2 separate regions of the Homo sapiens genome follow, and region 2 is linked to region 1. The links are chromatin loops, found by intact Hi-C in ENCODE. Cell type or tissue: heart left ventricle. All regions are shown on one strand. Each heading gives the region's core, and the rest is flanking DNA. Links, peaks and the distances in the headings are about the cores only. Region 1 has its middle 3.3 kb from the start of SDE2. Region 2 has its middle 26 kb from the start of LINC01703.

Evidence for each region. Hi-C counts contacts between places; a loop is a spot of excess contacts. Peaks named below come from ENCODE experiments on the same cell type or tissue, not always from the same donor. Only the 100,000 strongest peaks of a DNase experiment are listed, where the experiment ranks them.
Region 2: a loop joins it to region 1, with 6 times the contacts of the local background. A loop is called at or near these places in 55 of 110 quality-filtered maps.

The regions. Positions count from the first base shown.
Region 1 is chr1:226,001,163-226,004,069 of GRCh38, forward strand. No RefSeq gene overlaps it. Among named protein-coding and RNA genes, the nearest start is that of SDE2, 3.3 kb to the left of the region's middle. In heart left ventricle, for the core only: no CTCF peak of the experiment used is centred there; DNase peaks (open chromatin) are centred at 1,245 and 1,759; H3K4me3 peaks cover 321 bases; H3K27ac peaks cover 2,280 bases.
Region 2 is chr1:226,108,442-226,111,348 of GRCh38, forward strand. No RefSeq gene overlaps it. Among named protein-coding and RNA genes, the nearest start is that of LINC01703, 26 kb to the left of the region's middle. RefSeq lists silencers at 1-18, 1,566-1,665, 1,746-2,205, 2,586-2,635. In heart left ventricle, for the core only: a CTCF peak has its summit at 1,429; DNase peaks (open chromatin) are centred at 1,610, 1,980 and 2,270; H3K4me3 peaks cover 2,264 bases; H3K27ac peaks cover 2,422 bases.

The DNA.
Region 1 (2,907 bases), core at 202-2,701:
AAGGTCAGTTTGGGTTTCCAAAACATTTTTTGTGTCGGGATAATGCTTCGTGTCTTGTGAGGAATTATTATGATTAGTCTTTTTTTTCTTTCTTTCTTTCTTTTTTGAGACACTCGCTCTGCCACCTGGGCTGGAGTGTAGTGGCGCAATCATAGCACACGCAGCCTTGAACTCCTGGGCTCAAGTGATCTGCCACAGACTCCAGATGGATTACAGGTGCATGCCACCACACCTGGCTAATTTTTAAATTTTTTGTAAAGACGAGTTTTTCGCTAAGTTGCCCAGGCTGGTCTTGAACTCTTGGGCTCAAAAGATCCTCCCGCCTCAGCCTCCCAAAGTGCTGGGATTACAGGCGTGACCTGCCGTGCCTGGCATAAGTAGTACTTTCCAGTAAGGAAACTCCACATCATTTATTACTAACATTATATTTAGTCCTCATAAAACCTGATGTCTGAATGGAATTTTTCGCTTTTTATCCCTCTGTTGCATTTAAATTCCTATTATTTAAAGAATCCCAAGTATTGAATAGGTATTTGTCATTTAAAATATGAAATAACCATTGATATTAGCTTTTGAAAGACACAAATTTCCAAGTAATATATAATTTGTTGTTAAAACTTCAAAATGAGCGTGTAGTACCATGACATGTACAGAGTAGATATTAAGTAAATATTAGTTGGATACTTGATGGATTACTAAGGTAGAAGTTAATTATTCTCAATGTACATATGATGAAATATATTTTGCACTAATATAACAATCTATTGTAAGGATGCAGAATTTAACTTGGATTGCTATTAAATTCCTTTAAAGAATGAGGAAATTGAAGCATGTAAAGTTAGGGCTATGGCCAAGAACACAGTGCACATCAGTGAAAAAAAAAAAATCTAGAAAGACAGCTATTAGCTGGGTTACTATGGGTGTGTGGTAGCTTCCAGTTGACAGTGCTATGTGGCGGGGCTGATCAGTGATTATGGAAAAGAGCCAACTGCTGCTACCTTTCCCACCTCATGACGTCAGGGAAGGCACAGGAAGGCACGTGTGTGGTTGTGACAACTAAATGGTGAGTGGGAGGGGGGCCAGTTCCTCTATTGTCTACATAGTGTGGCCATGCTCCTCAGACTATATTTGGTGTGCTTTCCAGTAAACCACACTGGCTTTGTTCCTGCCTATGTTCTCCAGAAGAATGCTCTGGCCACACATTTGCCTTTTGAGGACTGGTTCTGCTGCCGTGAGAGGGACACTGGGAGGGCATCTTGAGGCAATGTGGAATAATTGTTCACTGCCAGGAAATGACAGCACCAGACAGACAATGTTTGTGTGGCAACCCATGACAGGGGCTCAATCGAGCCAAATGTCATGCTGGTCTGCAAGAACAGGAAGCAGAACTGTATGCTGGCAATTTCCATAAACAGCAGCCACGCTCCTAAACTAGTGAATCGATATCCATGTGTGACATGCAAGTCGCACTTCTGTGTTTTCAGCCATGTTTGTGCGCAGAGAGGAAAGGTGGTTGCTAATACCTTATTTATGACAAAAGACAATGGGACAGGCTGACTCCTTCTGTGCCAGAAATGCAAAAATGCCATAAACCCCCAAATTGGCAAGTGTTGCCTTATAGATGGCTCCAGCCCCAGGGACAATGAGGTCAGCTCCTAGGATGGAAAAACAGCATCTGGGTGAGAGCTGTGTAGTCCACAGCGGGTGGTGGATGGTGTGGGAGGTGGAGCCTGAAGCAAGTCCCAAGATGCTGGCTGTCAGGGAAGGCACAGCCCCGCCCTCCTTCCTTATTGGATGGAAGAAAACAGGACAATGGTGAGGTGGAGTTGAGAGGCAGAGAAGGGTTGTGTTCAGCACTGACACTGGAAAGGAGCATGAGAGGGCAGAAAAGAACACTAGGGTAGAGGTGCAGAGCAGAGATAAAAAGTTGGCCTCACAGTCAGTGCTGAGTGTAGAAGCCCACCTCTTTGTAGTATCAGCAAGACAAAAGGACCGTCCTTCAGAGTGGACTTCCGCCAATAAATTCTATCACTCCCAGTTGCTCTAGATATTACCTTGTTTGCATTATCATGACAACACTAGCTTACAAAGCCCTACTGGTTATCATTACTCTTATCATCACCATCAAACAATGCTGTTTCATTTAAAAAATAAAATTTCTATATTATTCACTGTACTAAAACTATAAAGCAAAACTAGCATAGTGCCTATCTTCCAGAAATTTAGTATCTCAGTACTAGAATTTTTTTCAACATTGAACTTGATTTCTCTCTGGTCAATAAAAATCCATGATCCTGTTTGAATTCTGTATAGCCAAGCATTTCAAAGAGGGATTTTCTTGCTGGAGAAGTGATAGGCCTTTGGGGGTAGTTTAATTAGTTGACATTGGTGTATGTCTACTCTATTAGGGTTTTCCAGAGAAACAGAACCAATAGGATGAATGGATGGATGAATAGACAGATAGATCAATAAATACATAGATAGATAATAAGGAATTGGCTCACATGATTATGGAGGCTGACAAGTCCCAAGATCTGCAGGGTGAGTCGGCAAGCTGGAGACCCAGGAGAGCTAATGGTGTAGTTCCCACAAGAAGGCCAGCAGACTGGAGAACTAAGAAAGAGTCTGTGTTTTAGTTCAAGTCCTCAAGTCCAAAGGCAGGGAAAAGCTGATGTCTCAGTTCAAAAGGAGTCAGGCAGGAGGAGTTCTCCTTTACTGGGGCAAGTGTCAACCATTTTGTTCTATTCAGGCCTTCAACTGATTGGATGTGGTCCACCCACATTAGGGGAGGCAACCTGCCTTACTCAGTCTACTGATTCAAATGTTAACCTCATCCAAAAACACCCCAAAGGAACACCCAGAATCATGTTTGACCAAACATCTGGGCACATGATGGCCCAAGCAAGT
Region 2 (2,907 bases), core at 281-2,780, 110 kb after region 1:
AGCCTCCTACATAGCTGGGATTACAGGCACGTGCCACCACACCCAGCTAATTTTTGTGTGTATATATATATTTTATGAGATGTAGTTCCACTCTTGTTGCCCAGGCTGGAGTGCAATTGCATGATCTCGGTTCATTGCAAACTTCGCATCCCGGGTTCAAGCGATTCTCCTGCCTCAGCCTCCTGAGTAGCTGGGATTACAGATGTGTGCCACCATGCCCAGCTAATTTTTGTATTTTTAGTAGAGACAGGGTTTCACCATGTTGGCCCGGCTGGTCTCAAACTCTTGATCTCAGGGGATCCACCCGCCTCAGCTCCCAAAGTGCTGGGACCCCCCACCGGCCTAATTTTTGTATTTTTAGTAAAGCTAAAAATACATGTTGGCCAGGCTGGTCTCCAACTCCTGGCCTCAAGTGATCCACCAGCTTCAGCCTCCCAAAGTGCTACCATTACAGGCGTAAGCCACCCTACCGGCCAGCCTGGCTAATTTTCCAAAAAAAAAAAAAAAAAAAGTATAGAGATGGGGAGGGGATGGGCTGGCTTGCGATGTTGCCCAAGCTGGTCCTGAACCCCTGGCCTCAAGTGATCCTTCCACCTTGGCCTCTCAAAGTGCTGGGATTAAAAGGCATGAGCCACTGAGGTAGGCCCCTGGCTTCCACTAGGCACCTCCTCTTCACTCTGCTCCATCCACTCTGGCCTCCCTGCTCTTCCGGGAACACAGCAGGCCGCCGGATATCTGTGTGGGTGGCTTGCTTGGTTCCCTCTGGCCTTTACTCAAAAATCACTGTAGCCTTCTCAGTGAGGCCTTTCCAGGCACCCTATCCAACACTTAACTTCTCCTACACACACATTTCATATCCTTCTTCCCTGTGGTTATTTTTTCCCCTTAGCTTGATCACTATTTAACATATTTTACATTTTACTTTGGTTGCTCTGTCTCTCCCATTACAATACAAACTCTAGGAGCGCAGGGATTTTTGTGTTTGTTTTTGCTCCGTATCCCCAGTTCCTAGAATAGTGCCTAGAATAGGACCTATTAGGCGCTCAATAACTATTTTAAATGAATGAATGGATGGCTTCCAGGTAGGGAGAACAGTTGGAACAAATGCAGCTGTTCCCTTCAGAAGCCTGAAGCCTGAGCTGGGGCGTCCGGACCGCTCCATGGGGTATGCGGTCTCCATGGGGTATGCGGTCGAGCTGGGCACTGACACTTCCCTACTTTGGAACTGTGCTATGGGCAAGATGGGAGCAGGCGCTGAATCCGTGGCGCATGGGGAAAGCGGCGGTCGGAGTGGGGCTTCCTGGCCTGTCACCTCCTCCTGAGCTGCTGCGAGGAGAGGCGCGTTGGCCTCCTGGGCCACAGCTGCCTCCCTGCCCAGGGAATCCCGGGAGATGCGAATATCGAAGAACTCTGAAAATCAAATCGCATTTCTAAACGCCAGGTGGAGATTTGTTTTGAGGTTCCTAAATGACAGATGTCCCGGCGGAGGAGCGCAGAGGAGGGCGGGCCAGTTGCGTCGGGAGAGGAGGAGCCGCAGGCTGGGAGGCGCGCGCGTCACTCGCGGGCAGGGGCTGGCTGGCCGGGCGCGCGGCCGGGCGGGGGCTGCTCCGGGGAGCGCGGGGGCGGGGGCGTGCGCGTGGCCGGGCGTGCGCGCGACCACCCGGGGCGTCCAGGCTGCCCGCGCGCGCCCAAGCCCTGCTTAAAAAAGGGAGCCCCGAGCCCGCGCCCTCCGCCCGGTGCGTCCCGCGGGACGTTCCAAGAGCAGTGCGGAGAGCGCGTGGGCCGCGGCGGAGGCCGGGCTGGGGGGCGGGTTCGCGGCAGTTCCCCCCGGCTCCCCGGCAGTTCCCCCCGGCTCCTCTGCCGCCTGGCCCGGGAGCTGCCCTTTATTTATTTATTTCAGTGGGCAAAGCGGGGTCATTTGTGTTGAGGACGCAAATCTTTCCAGGAAGTTTGTGCCTATTAATATTTCAGTTCCTGGCAGCCGCCTCGAGTGCGGGGCGGGGGAGTTCAGTGCTGCGGGGGAGGGAGGCGCCTGCAGCTGCCCTGGCCCACTGGCCTCGGCTGGCCGCTTGCGGCGAGGCCGAGGGGCAGCCCCTGGGCCTCCTGGGCGCCCCCCGACCCCCGCCACCACTGGGGAAGGCAGGGCCGGCGCGGACCCCCAGAGGCGCGCGGATCCCCAGAGGCAAGCCGACCTGCTTCCGGAGCCACGCGCGGGGCGAAAGAGGCGGCCCCGGATGCTGCGACCAGAGCGAGGGCGCCAGCTCGGGGCTTCCCGGAGCGGGGGCGGAGGAGGCAGCAGCCCGGAGAGGCTGCTTAGCCACCAGATGTCCGCGGGTGGCCCGCGCGGCGCGGGCGGAGGAAGGAAGGGCGGCTCTAGGGGCGTCCTGGCTAGTCGTCCGCGACCGCGCTCTCGGGTAGCCGGGGATGGCGGGGCCTGGGGCCCGGGGCCTTGCTGACCTTGCTCCAGCCACACAGCCGGAGGGAGCTGCAGCAGAAACTTGCCATTTTAAAGCTCGGCTACCCCTCACCACCACCTGGCAAGATTGTCATCATCTCCAATCTACAGAAGCGGAAGCCGGAGCTAAATAGCCTGCTAGAGGTCACGGTGCTGCTGCCCAACGGCGGGAGCCCGGATTTCTGACATGTCTTGCAAGAAAGAGTCCCTTGGAAGCAAATGCAATTATATTCTTCTGTGGTATCAACCAACAGAATCCCCCCACTAAGGGGAACTCAAGATACCGATGGAACTCTAGGCTGGAGCGGCGGGAGTTTGCCAGATACTCGTAATCTTCGTTCCCCAGCATAAGTGCCTGCTCACTCTTTCCAGCCAGTCACATCTGGAACACCCATCATTTTCCCAAAGAAACTATTTTTAACACCCCCAGGTGCATATTTAGATAAAGGCAT